Regions from separate parts of the Homo sapiens genome. Here region 1 is linked to region 2. A link is an interaction called in ENCODE POLR2A ChIA-PET data of the cell type or tissue named here. Cell type or tissue: A673. All regions are shown on one strand. Links, peaks and the distances in the headings refer to the core of each region. The heading gives the core; the rest is flanking DNA.

Region 1 (7,460 bases), core at 1,291-6,290, 180 kb before region 2:
CCTCCACCTCCCGGGTTCAAGCGATTCTCCCTCAGCCTCCCTAGTAGCTGGGACTACAGGCACATGCCACCACACCCGGCTAATTTTTGTATTTTTAGTAGAGATGGGGTTTCACTATGTTGGCCAGGCTGTTCTTGAACTCCTGACCTCGTGATCCACCCACCTTGGCCTCCTAAACTTCTGAGATTACAGGTGTGAGGTGAGCCACTGCACCTAGCCACGTTGTTATCTTTCAAGGATGCTGTTATCTAGCAAGTTTTTTGACTTACCAAAATTAGTCTATGCTGTCATTTGAGGTAAATGCAAAAGGTTGGCTGGGCTGAATGAGGCAAACAAAAAGTGCTTCTGTTTTCATATCTGCTATGTTTGAATAGCAATTTGGGGCAAGAAAATAAGATTTAAGCTATTTCCATAAGAGCTAGAAAACTGTTTATGGCCTCTAGGTTGACCACTAATTGGTGATGGAACCATTAGTGTTTCTATGAAATTAGAAAGTCTAAATAAGGATGCCTTATGTATGCATTGTTCTTAGAAATCCATTTCTCTTGGTTTTGAAAGGCCATTTTGATCCTGTCATTTTTTTCTTATTACAATACACAATTCACCAAACAATCAATGGTCTTTGAATAACAAGGTTAGTATGTTTTGTGGATGCCTGAAGCTCTTTAGTATGAAACCCTATATAGGCTATGTTTTTTCCTGTACATTCATACACACCTGTGATAAAGTTTAATTTATAAATTAGGCACAGTTAGAGGTGAGCAGCAATAATTACTGTACAATTCTATACATGAGTATTTATAGATCATTTGACTTCGTGAAGTCAATTAATACTGTAGGGGCAACCCACCCCTACATCTGGGATTTTTTCCTTGTGTTGTCATTACAATCTATTAAACAGCTTCCAGGGGCATCAGAAACTGAAATGCTATCTTCTTCTGTTTGAAATGGTTCTAAAGCTGCTTTAATAATGGCCCAATCATTCCATACTGTAAGTGGAATGATATTACCCTTCCTACCTGCTTGTTTTAGTTCCTTACCAATTCTTTTCCAATCTTTTAGATCTAAAGTTCCTTGTTCTGGAAACCATGGGCAAAATTGTTCTATTATTTGAAATAGCTTGATTAGATTTTTTGTAGATACTTTAACTCCCCCTCTTTTTAAAAGAATTTTAATAAAGCTGAGATAAGAGGCATATTTACTTTTAATTTTACTTTTAGTTTGCCCCATTATCACCCTAGCTTCTTCCGAGTGCACAAGCTTACCGTAAGGCTGACTGTAGACGTCCTCGGGATCTCTCGTCGACTTGTCCTCAATGACCACGCTCGAGCGTACCTTCACCCTAGAGAAAAGCCCCACGTTGGGCGCCAGATGTAGGGGTGGGTTGCCCCTACACACCTGTGGGTGTTTCTCGTAAGGTGGGACGAGAGATTTGGAAAAGAAAAATACACAGAGACAAAGTATAGAGAAAGAAAGAAGGGGACCCGGGGAACCAGCGTTCAGCATATGGAGGATCCCGCCAGCCTCTGAGTTCCCTTAGTATTTATTGATTATCTGTGGGTGTTTCTCAAAGAGGGGGATGTGTCAGGGTCACAAGACAATTGTGGGGAGAGGGTCAGCAGACAAACACGTGAACAAAGGTCTTGGCATCATAGACAATGTAAAGGATTAAGTGCTGTGCTTTTAGATATGCATACACATAAACATCTCAGTGCTTTACAAAGCAGTATTGCTGCCCGCAGGTCCCACCTCCAGCCCTAAGGCGGTTTTTCCCTATCTCAGTAGATGGAGCATACAATCGGGTTTTATACCGAGACATTCCATTGCCCAGGGACAGGCAGGAGACAGATGCCTTCCTCTTGTCTCAACTGCAAGAGGCATTCCTTCCTCTTTTACTAATCCTCCTCAGCACAGACCCTTTACGGGTGTCGGGCTGGGGGACGGTCAGGTCTTTCCCTTCCCACGAGGCCATATTTCAGACTATCACATGGGGAGAAACCTTGGACAATACCTAGCTTTCCTAGGCAGAGGTCCCTGCGGCCTTCCGCAGTTTTTGTGTCCCTGGGTACTTGAGATTAGGGAGTGGTGATGACTCTTAAGGAGCATGCTGCCTTCAAGCATCTGTTTAACAAAGCACATCCTGCACCGCCCTTAATCCATTCAACTCTGAGTTGACACAGCACACGTTTCAGAGAGCATGGGGTTGGGGGTAAGGTTATAGATTAACAGAATCTCAAGGCAGAAGAATTTTTCTTAGTACATAACAAAATGGAGTCTCCCATGTCTACTTCTTTCTACACAGACACAGTAACAATCTGATCTCTCTTGCTTTTCCCCACAAATACTAATTTATAACCATCTTTGTTGTTGTTGTTGTTGTTCCAGGATCTTGTGCTTGGCCATCATCTTTTATTCTTTTATTAGGATTTCAGATTGAAAAGTGGTTGAGGTGTTTGTTAGTGGCTTTAAGAAAAACTTTGCCAACATTTTAGTTAGGTGTTTAAAACTAAAGTGAAAGGACAAGGGGCACTGTTTCCACTCTCTAAATCATTATTGAAACTTCACTGGAAATATACATGTGGCAGTGCAATAAGGACAAGAGATAAATTGGGAAGCCAGAAATGAAGGCTTTGTTTCAAAACTAGTTCATGCAGTAAATGTAATATTGTATGTGAAATGCAAAGTATAGCCCTATTTGTTTTGTTTTCTTTTCCTAAGTGAATGAAGACAGGATAGCCTTATTTGTTAGCCTTTGTTTATAAAGTTTCTTAAACTGGCTCTTTTTTTCCTGCAGTGTGACTTATAAGTCCCACAGTCTTGGATCCGAGAAAGGGACTCTAGAGAGACTGTGTCTTCCTGCCCCTCATTTCACAGATGAGGAAACTAAAGCTTAGAGAAACGATCTGACCAGTGTCTTAGGTCCAGTTAGTGGCAAAGAAAGTTGGGAGCAGTGTTATCTCCAGACTTTTCTTTAATGCTCTTTCCATCAGCTCAGCCCTCTCTTTCTCTTTTTTTATTTTTATTTATTTTTACTTTTTATTTTTTGAGACAGAGTCTCACTCTGTCGCCCAGGCTGGAGGGCAGTGGTGTGATCTCCGCTCACTTCAACCTCCGCCTCCTGGGTTCAAGCAATTCTCCTTCCTTAGCCTTCCGTGTAGCTGGGATTACAGGTGCCCGCCACCATGCCCGGCTAATTTTTGTATTTTTAGTAGAGATGGGGTTTCACCATGTTGGCCAGGCTGGTCTTGAACTCCAGACCTCAAGTGATCTGTCCACCTTGGCCACCCAAAGTGTTGGGATTACAGGCGTGAGCCACTGCACCTGGCTTTTTTTGAGGGGGGGGGGCGGGGACAGGGTCTTGCTGTGTTGCCCAGGCTGGAGTGCAGTAGCTATTCTCTACACAGGTGTAGTTGTAGTGCACTGCAGCCTCGACCTCCCGGACTGAAGCCATCCTTCTGCCTCAGCCTCTCAAGTAGTTGAGACTACAGGCTTGAGCCACCTTGCCTGGCAGCCTTCTCTTTGAATGGCCTGTTAGAGGAACATCTTGTAGCGAGTTCTGACCCAGGGAATGACACCTTGTGAAACGCTAGGATCCATTACTAGGTTCAATCCCTTTGGAGTTTTTGGCTGAAAGTTTGTATACCAGATATTGGTGTTCTAACTTTTCAGTGTGGTCAGCTGAATTCATTGTTTATTGGTTGCTTCCTATTAGTCCCTGACAGTTGTTTTAAAGACCAATGAACAAAACAGACTTCAACCCTGATGTTTCATAGTCCTGTGGGGAAGGCAAACATGCACAGGACTGGTGTGAAAGAATATGCATGAGGGCCAGGCGTGGTGGCTCACGCCTGTAATCCCAGCACTTTGGGAGGCCGAGGTGGGCGGATCACGAGGTCAGGAGATCGAGACCATCCTGGCTAACATGGTGAAACCCCATCTCTACTAAAAATACAAAAAATTAGCCGGGCGTGGTGGCAGGCGCCTGTAGTCCCAGCTACTCAGGAGGCTGAGGCAGGAGAATGACGTGAACCCGGGAGGCGGAGCTTGCAGTGAGCCGAGATCGCGGCACTGCACTCCAGCCTGGGTGACAGAGCAAGACTCCGTCTCAAAAAAAAAAAAAAAAACGCATGAGATTGTAGGGGCACAACGTCAGGCCTTAAGAGAAGGGTTTTTCAGTAAGCTGAGGCAAATGAGAAGAATGGGAATACTCCAGATTGAGGGCTCAGCAAAGGCAAAGTAGATCCCCAAAACTACAGCTGTTTCATGGCTGGTAGGGTCGGCATAGGGGTCAGTGTTGAGAATTGATGTTAGAAAATAGACTGAGACTAAATTATCATGTTAAGGAATTGGGTGGGTTTTTTGTTTGGTTTGGTTTGTTTTTTGGGGGGTGGGTGGGGAGGAAGCTGTAGAAAGAGGTCTTTGCTTTTGAAGAGGCAGCACATTCAAATGGTACAGAATTTAAAAGGTGTTCAGAATTCAAGAGTGCACAGTGAAGTCTCATCACCCTTGTCTCCAAGCTACAAAGTCCTCTCAAGAGGCAACCAGTACTAGTTTCTGTGTATCCTTCTAAAGAATATTTCACATATACAAGCAAATAAATACATATTACATGGAAGGTATTTGACTAGAGGAGTAACATGGACATTGCAGTGTTGTAAAAAACAAATCGATACAGAGGGTGTAATGGGAGAACAGGAGGCAAAAGACCAGTTACGAAGCTACTGAAATTGTCTGAGCTAGAAAGGGCTTTACCTAGGGCAGTGGGAAGTAGTTGAGCTTCAGACTCATGGTAGGCTTGGTGATAATTGGTCAGAGGATAAAAGAGAAAGAGGAGTGGAAATTGAGTTAGAGGTTTTGCACTTGGAAGATGCCTTAAGGGTTCTAAGCCTGGAAGTATGTATGGGTAGCTGGGCTGCCATTAATTAGGGTGGGAAATGCAAAAGGAAGGATCAAGTTTGGGAACAGAAAATGGGATTGCTTGGTACAAGAGGCATTTTACAGGCAGAACCATCAGGCTTGTGGAATGCTTCCATCCAGCTGGACCATTGATTCTCATTAGAATCGCCTGTGCTGAGAGGCCTAGGCCCACCCTGGCCACACCGATTCAGGGAGTAGGGCTGGGGTTCCATAGGTAATCTCATTGTGCAGCAAGGGTGGGGAATCATTGAGCCAGGTACTAGGCCAGCCAGTGGGGATGAAACAACGGTTAGCTGTGTGAGACTCAGCCCTTTGGAGGCTCACAATGTACAGGGGAAGAAAAGAGAAGGGAAGATCGCTATAAAGGCACTGGTATTATTGTAGTGACGAAGAAAATGGTTAGGCCCATGTATGTATTCCTCATAGTTTTAGGATTTCCCATGTAAAATGAGAAATCTTTGAGTTGGAATCCTGACACAGGAGGCAGCAGGCTCTGAAGTATTTGCTAAGTAAGGTTACTTCAGAGTCCTTCTGGGGAAAATATTCTTTTCAAAGTGCAGGTAAATCCTTTTTTCCTTGTTATTTTTGGAGACAAATATATGTTTATTAGTACTTGAAAATGTTACTATTGAATGTTTAATGGAATATTGAATGGTGGTGGATGTGTGACTGAAAGAGCTGAATGGACTACTTATCTTTTATGCATTATCTCTGAGTGGGCATTGTCTTTTGGTTGTGACCACAGACTAGTGTTTGTAGAGCTGGCAGCCTACAAACATGGGTCAAAGACTCTTTTTTTTCTGATTGCTGCAGTCTAGGCTGGTCTGTTTGCTGCTCGCCAGCCTTTCTTAGAGATAGGCATAACTCTAACTTGCTGAATGTTGGCTGTGAGCGGAGCACTGGTAGATGTTCTGAAGAGGTTATCCTCGTTCCTCACACCGGCCCTGTGAAATCGAGGATACGACTCCATTCACAGGTGAAGCTACTGAAGCTCAGAGAGCTGCCCAAGGCCATGCTTAGCACATCTTGTTCTGGGGCTGGAGTTTGAACCCAGATCTGCCTCCAGAGCCTGTGTCCTTGCTCAGTATCCCACACTGCCTTTCCAGTTAGAAAAGATCATTTTAGATTTTCTTTTAGGGAGGTGATTTTGGCTGATTGTGACTTCTACTTAGTTATTAGCTATTGCTTTTGTTTTAATTAAGGGGTTTTGCTTAACTGTTAACTATTAGTTAAAACAAAAACTTAACAAGCCTTGTTGAGTTTGGTAGCCTCAGGCCAGCCTTTCCTTCCAGGGACTCCTAAATGCCGTAAGCTCTGCACTGCATTGTTTGCGCTGATTAATGGTGAGAGGTTCCTGGCATGAATGTAATAGACATTTACCTGGAGGTCAAGTTTCCCTGCTCTTGGAACCCTCACCTGCTATGACTTGTACTTTATTCATGTAAGTCAGAATCCTAGGGAATTGCTCAAAATGCCTGTCTTGTCAGCCTCCTCTCCTACAACTCATTTTCTTTCATCCTTCAAGGCTCATTTCAGACACTTCTTCATTAATCCTTTTGATTCCTTCAGCTATGCATAATCTGACCTTCTTTGCTTTTGTTTTTATTGGTGCATATTTTACTTTATTATAGTCATATATCTTGAATCTCCCTAAACTGTCCTCCCCAACCAAAATCATCACTTCATTTTAAGTTCCCATATGCAGGAAATATTTTATTACATATAAATCTTTAGCTCCCTTTCACCATAGTGTCTTGCATACAGTAAATGTCCAATAGAATGTTTTGAATAGTTTTAATATTAAATGTGAGTATAGAATGTGGTTTTTACCTGATTTACATAAATAGTTCTTGTCATCCTTCCCATGAAAGTAACATTACTCATTGCTAAAAAATTGGAAAGTATGGGCCAGGCACGGTGGCTCACGCCTGTAATCCCAGCACTTTGGGAGGCCAAGGCGGGATGGATCACAAGGTCAGGAGTTCAAGACCAGCCTGGCCAAGATGGTGAAACCCCGTCTCTACTAAAAATACAAAACTTATCCCAGCATGGTGGTGGGCGCCTGTAATCCCAGCTACTCAGGAGGCTGAGGCAGAGAATCGCTTGAACCTGGGAGGCGGAGGTTGCAGTGAGCCAAGTTCATGCCACTGCACTCCAGCCTGGGCGACAGAGCGAGACTCCGTCTGAAAAACGAAACAAAACAAAAAAAGTATGAAAAAGAAAAAAAAAGTACTCATTGTCCTACTACTCAAAGATCATTACTTAGTTGAACAATGTATAGAGTAAAAAATATAGGCCAGGCGTGGTGGGTAATCCCAGCACTTTGGGAGGCTGAGGCGGGTGGATCACCTCAGGTCAGAAGTTTGAGACCAGCCTGGCTGACATGGTGAAACCCCGTCTCTACTAAAAATTCAAAAAATGAACCGGGCATGGTGACGGGTGCCTGTAATCCCAGCTACTCAGGAGGCCGAGGCAGGAGAGTCTCCTAAACCCAGGAGGTGGAGGTTGCAGTGAGCCAAGATTGTGCCATCACACTCCATCCT
Region 2 (6,269 bases), core at 1,270-6,269:
GGGGACAGAACAAGACACTGTCTCAAAAAGAAAAGAAATACTAAATTATGGTTTTTCTCTCATGCATCGCTCAGAATAGGGAAGCAGTTGCCTTTTAGCCAAGGGAAGATGTAGCCCGTTGCTCCTTGCATGTGGAAGAGAGATATCGTGCCTTACTTTCTTTCTTCTGCTTTCTGTTGGTTTAGGCTTGTTGTCCCTTTCTGTAAAAGGGGCAGAGGTGGCATCCATGACAATGAATGTGATCCAAACCGTGCCTAACTTGGACTGGCTCTCTGTGTGGATCAAAGCGTATGCTTTTGTGCACACTGGTGACAACTCAAGAGCAATCAGTACCATCTGGTGAGAGCCACAAAGTTAATTCAGTGTTCTTGAGGCCCTTTGCTTGTCTGGAAGTCTGATGTATCTGAAGTAGCAAAAAGAAAAATGAGATGCTTTGCTGTTGGTGCTGCAGCCAGTCTCTGGGATGTGTTAGTCTTTTATACTGAATGGTCCCAAATGTAATCATGTAATCATCTCTGTTGGAGACCTGTAAAAATAGAAATCTGACTGAGTTTAGCTCTGTGCCTGCACAGGTAGTAACCCTTGCAAAGCAAAGCAGGCTACCTTGGTGTGTCATTTTTTTTTTTTTTTTTGAGACAAGGTCGGTCTCTCTCTCTCTCTCTCTCTCTCTCTCTCTCTCTCTCTCTCTCTCTCTGTCTCTCTCTCTCTCTGTCTCTCTCTCTCTGTCTCTCTCTCTCTCTGCCTCTCTCTCTCTCTCTGTCTCTCTGTCTCTCTCTCTCTCTCTCTCTCTGTCTCTCTCTCTCTCTCTCTCTCTCTCTCTCTGTCTCTCTGTCTCTCTGTCTCTCTCTCTCTCTCTCTCTCTCCCAGGCTAGAGTGCAGTGGCGCAGTCACAGCTCAGTGTAGCCTTGACCTGTCAATCTCCCGGGCTCAAACCATCCTCCTGCTCAGCCTCCTGAGTATCTGGGACTACAGGCGCATGCCACCACACCCAGCTAATTTTTGTATGTTTTTGTAGAGATGGGATTTCACCATGTTGCCCAAGCTGGTCTTGAATTCCTGGGCTCAAGTGATTCTCCCACGTGGGCCTCCCAAAGTGCTGGGATTATAGACGTGAGCCACCATGCCTGGCCTTGGTGTATCATTCTTCAGCCTGGAAGAAAATCATTTTGCACTCACCAGAAGCTTGGTTTATTGCAGTGTCTAACCTAGCTTGCCTGCTTAGGACTAGGGATTTTCTTTATATTCAGATAAAGTTCAAGGACAAGAAGAGACTTGGGCTTGTGTTATGCAAAGTCGTTTACTTGAGTAATAAATAGGTGTCACTTGTGAATGACATTACCTTTAACACCATGTAGCGTATGTTGTGTTCTGAAGAACTGCAACCACAGAGTTATTTGTTGGTACTGAGAGACTTCTGCTTTATTCTTTGTTTTTGCTATCCTGTCCTATATAACTTTTTTTAAAGTCATAAGCTTAAAGTTTTTTATTACGAAGAATTTTATATTTATGCAAAAGAAAATAGTATCTGTATGACCAATCATCCAGATTCAGCAACTAAGAGGATTTATAATAGATTTAAAGGTTCAATGTTTAATAAATATCTTAAAGTTCACTAGAGAAAAAATCCTTATTGCGAGATAACGTGGACCTATTGGGAAGCTTGGCAGATCTGTACTTCAGAGCTGGAGACAATAAAAACTCTGTCCTCAAGTTTGAACAGGCACAGATGTTGGATCCTTATCTGATAAAAGGTAAGTAATTCTTGGGGCAGGAAGACAGTGGCTGTTGTTGGGGGGGATCAGAGATAATAGGGAGAATATGCAGCATTAATACTCGATACCAAGTTTCATAGAAATGGTGTATAAAACTTATACTAGTCTTTTACTTTTTTTAGGTCATGACACATGTCTCTAACGCTTAGGTAATACCATTTGAGCAGCTGTTTTTGCTTGAATTCAAGTGTCTTCTCCCCACAGATCATTATTTGGCTTTTTTTCTTTTGAGGGGGTCATAGCTCCTCCTTATGACTTATAAATTTATGGTGTGCCTGACTGAGAATTTGGATGGCATCCCTAAAACCATAATATCCTTTTAGGGAATTTTGTTTTGCCATGTCCTTAGTATAATTAAAAAGGAATAAGAAAGGGATAAGGTGATTAAAGGCAGTAATTAGGCGTGAACAACAGAAAAATCACTGATCTTGAAAAAGATTGCAGGTGAAGGGTAATCTTCACAGGGACCTCCAACAGATGGCAGTTAGGACACTGGCAGTGAGTTCTCAGGAATAGTGGGAAATAAGGTCAGATAGATATGCTGTCTATTTGTAAAGGTCCAAAAAAGGCCATCAGAAAAACAGGGCCTTGTGACAATAAACAGTCTTATGAGCTCTTAAGCCAGGGGAATGATGGAGCTGGGAAGGGGCCATCCCAAGCGTTTAGATGAGGAAGCAGATCTAGAAGGATGGATTTGTTTGCACAAGATCTCCCCTCACCTCAAGTGCTTATTCCTCTTCTCCAAGCTGCCTGCACCCATGATGAAAATGATGTTTTAGAAATACTAGTCTGGCAACAGCTGGCAGCTTGGAATGGCAATGGCAGCTTGGAATCTCAGACCCAGGCCCAGGGGCTAGCAGGAGCATTGCAGTAATCTTGGCTTGAGAGGAATTTTCATGGGAATCTGAAGGGATAGCAAGGGATGGAAGAGAATGGTGGCAAGAGATGGGTAACAGTGAGCATAGGTCCCTTTTTATAGAATGTGGGTGAGAATAAAGCGGGGGCTGCGGAGAGGCAGTGATTTTTTATTTGTTTGTTTGAGACGGAGTTTCACTCTTGTCGCCCAGGCAGGAGTGCAGTGGCACAATCTCTGCTCACTGCAACCTCCGCCTCCTGGTTAAAGTGACTCTCCCACCTCAGCCTCCCGAGTAGCTGGGATTATAGGCGCCCGCCACCACACCCAACTAATTTTTGTATTTTTTTAGAAGAGACGGGGGTTTCACCATGTTAGCCAGGCTGGTCTGCAACTCCTGACCTTAGGTAATCCACCCGCCTCAGTCTCCCTAAGTGTTGGGATTACAGGCCTGAGCCACTGCACCCAGCCCGAGGCAGTGATCTTTAATGAACTGCATTCTGGATAGAACTACAAGCTTTTTTCTGGAATAGGCCAACTTTTTCTGAGACTGATTGGCTTTTCAGCAGTGTATTTCTGATGGTCTAGAACTCTGGGAAGAGAGACCTTAGTTGATGCCTTTTTTGGGCCTTTTCTGGTTGGGTTAGGGTAGCTGTGTATCACACCACAGGATAGAAGGACAAGCACTTCCTGAAAATAGCAGGCTTTCAAATTGTGAGGTAGGTTGTTCTGCTCCTTTGGTTTTTTGTTTTTTTTGTTTTTTTTTGTTTTTTTTTTGTGAGACAGAGTCTCACAGGCTGGAGTGCAGTGGTGCAATCTCGGCTCACTGCAACCTCCACCTCCTGGTTTAAGCAATTTTCTGCCTCAGCCTCTTGAGTAGCTGGGATTACAGGTGTGTGCCACCACGCCTGGCTAGTTTTTGTATTTTTAGTAGAGATGGGGTTTCACTATCTTGGCCAGGCTGGTCTTGAATTTCCACCTCGGCCTCCCAAAGTGCTGGGATTATAGGCATGAGTCACCGTGCCCGGCCTCCTTTGGTTTTGGTTTTGGTTTTGTTGTTAGAGACAGGGTCTCACTCTGTCACTCAGGCGGGAGTGGCACAAACATAGCTCACTGCAGCCTTGACCTCCTGGGCTCAAGCAATCCTCCTGCCTTAGCCCCCTGAGTAGCTGGGACCACAGGCATGTGCCACTGTGCTTGGCTAATTTTTTTTTCTTTCTATTTTATTTTACTTTATTTTATTTTATGTTTTAGACATAGTCTTACTCTGTTGCCCAGGCTGGAGTGCAGTGGTGCAATCTCGGCTCACTGCAACATCCGCCCTCTGAGTTCAAGCAATTCTCCTGCCTCAGCCTCCCGAGTAGCTGGTATTACAGGCGCCTGCCACTGTGCCTGGCTAATTTTTTGTATTTTTAGTAGAGACGGGGTTTCACCATCTTGGCCAGGCTGGTCTTGAACTCCTGACCTCGTGATCCACCTGCCTCAGCCTCCCAAAGTGCTGGGATTACAGGCATGAGCCACCGCGCCTGGCCCTTCTTTTTTCTTTTTTTTTTCTTTTTTTTTTTTTTTTTTTTTTTGAGACGGAGTCTCGCTCTGTAGCCAAGGCTAGAGTGCAGTGGCACGATCTTGGCTCACTGCAACCTCCGCCTCCCTGATTCAAGCGATTCTCCTGCCTCAGCCTCCTGAGTAGCTGGGATTACAGGCACACGCCACCATGCCCAGCTAATTTTTGTATTTTTAGTAGAGATGGGGTTTCACCTGTTAGCCTAGTCTCGAACTCCTGACCTCGTGATCTGCCCTCCTTGGCCTCCCAAAGTGCTGGGTTTACAGGCATGAACCACTGCACCTGGCCACTTGGCTGATATTTTAAAATTTCTTTAGAGACAGGGTCTCACCATATTGCCCAGGCTGGTCTTGAACTCCTGGGCCCAGGTGATCCTCCTGCCTCTGCCACCCAGAGTGCCAGGATTACAGGTGTGAGCCACCACGCCCAGCTGGGTTTTGCATTTTCTTTTTTTGAGACAGAGTCTCAGTCTGTCACCCAGGCAGTGCAGTGGCGTGATCTCGGCTCACTGCAACCTCTGTCTCCCTGGTTCAAGTGATCCTCCTGCCTCAGCCTCCCAAGTAGCTGGGATTACAGGCGCGTGCCACTATGCCCGGCTAATTTTTTGTATTTTCAGTAGAGATGAGGTTTCACCGTGTTAGCCAGGATGGTCTCGATCTCCTGACCTCGTGATCCACCTGCCTCGGCTTCTTAAAGTGCTGGAATTACAGGTGTGAGCCACTGTGCCCAACCTGGGTTTTGCATTTTAATAGTCACTTTGTAGGAAACTGGAAATAGTAGTTGGAGGAGCCTGTGATGGTGGAAAGGGCTTAGCCCCTGCAGGAGCTGGGGCCTCAGCATGGGGTCTGATGTTGGGTGCTACTCCTGTATGTGGGACCCCTGCTTCTCTTCTTAAAACACCTCTTCTCACTATGTCCTTCTCTTCTAGGAATGGATGTATATGGCTACCTACTGGCACGAGAAGGGCGGCTAGAGGATGTTGAGAACCTTGGATGCCGCCTTTTCAATATCTCTGATCAGCATGCAGAACCGTGGGTGGTTTCTGGGTATGATTATGCATTCTCTTTTCTCCCCAGTTGTCAGTAGATTAAGAGATAATGGTTGCTCTTGAAGAGAATATAAATTGAAAGCACAGGTTTAAGAGGTAATCACCTGGACAGGCATGGTGGCTCATGCCTGTAATCTCAACACTTTGGGAGACTGAGACAGGTGGATTGCTTGAACCCAGGAGGCAGAGGTTGCAGTGAGCCAAGATCGTGCCACTGCACTCCAGGTGGGCGGCAGAGTGAGATTTTGTCTCAAAAATAAATAAATAAAAATAAAAAGAGGTAATTACTTGAGGCCAGAAATTTGAGACCAGCATGGGCAATGTAGCAAGACCCTGTCTCTATAAATATATATATATATATATATATATATATATATATTTTTTTTTTTTTTTTTTTTTAAAAGGATAATCAGCCCTGGATTCAAATAATAGTTTATGACTCTGGATGCATTATTTACCTATCTAGGTCTGTATTCTCATTTGGAAAATGGGCTAATAACCTCTCCTTCTAGGGTTAAGCATTAACTGAGTTGGTGAATGCATTGTGCTTAGTACTGAGCCATCAGTGATGGGGCCAGAAGATGCTCCTTTGTTTATTAACCTGGCTTTACAAATTCTCTGAATGCCTCTCTGCTAATAACTAATATCCAGATCATAGGTTCTTTTTCATAATTTTTCTCTTCCATATCAAGATTTCCCCTTAAAAATAAATAGTGGATTTTTTGGTTTGTTTTGCTTTTCTACTAATATCTTAGGTTAAAACTATAAGTGTGGTTTGGAATAAGGATTATGTTCAGGGCCTTCAATATGATTTTTGGATCAACTTTCTTTGTAGTCTTCTCTTGGATAACTTCTGGGGTTTTTGTGTTTTTTTTTTTTTTTTTTTCTCCAGCTGTCACAGCTTCTATAGCAAACGCTACTCCCGGGCCCTCTATTTAGGAGCCAAGGCCATTCAGCTGAACAGTAATAGTGTTCAAGCTCTGCTACTTAAGGGAGCAGCACTTAGGAACATGGGCAGAGTCCAAGAAGCAA

The links. Peaks named below come from ENCODE experiments on the same cell type or tissue, not always from the same donor. Only the 100,000 strongest peaks of a DNase experiment are listed, where the experiment ranks them.
Region 1: POLR2A ChIA-PET joins it to region 2 with 15 read pairs; 4 of 35 experiments call an interaction of 5 or more read pairs at or near these places.

Annotation. Positions count from the first base shown.
Region 1 is chr12:110,564,918-110,572,377 of GRCh38, reverse strand. All of the region lies in intron 1 of PPTC7 (protein phosphatase targeting COQ7), which reads left to right. Among named protein-coding and RNA genes, the nearest start is that of PPTC7, 15 kb to the left of the region's middle. In A673, for the core only: no CTCF peak of the experiment used is centred there; no DNase peak of the experiment used is centred there; H3K27ac peaks cover 1,106 bases.
Region 2 is chr12:110,381,809-110,388,077 of GRCh38, reverse strand. It overlaps ANAPC7 (anaphase promoting complex subunit 7), which reads left to right. Exons shown (of 11, transcript NM_016238.3): 5 at 186-339; 6 at 1,609-1,751; 7 at 5,118-5,235; 8 at 6,130-6,269. Among named protein-coding and RNA genes, the nearest start is that of ANAPC7, 19 kb to the left of the region's middle. RefSeq lists an enhancer at 3,278-3,337. In A673, for the core only: no CTCF peak of the experiment used is centred there; a DNase peak (open chromatin) is centred at 3,647; H3K27ac peaks cover 1,233 bases.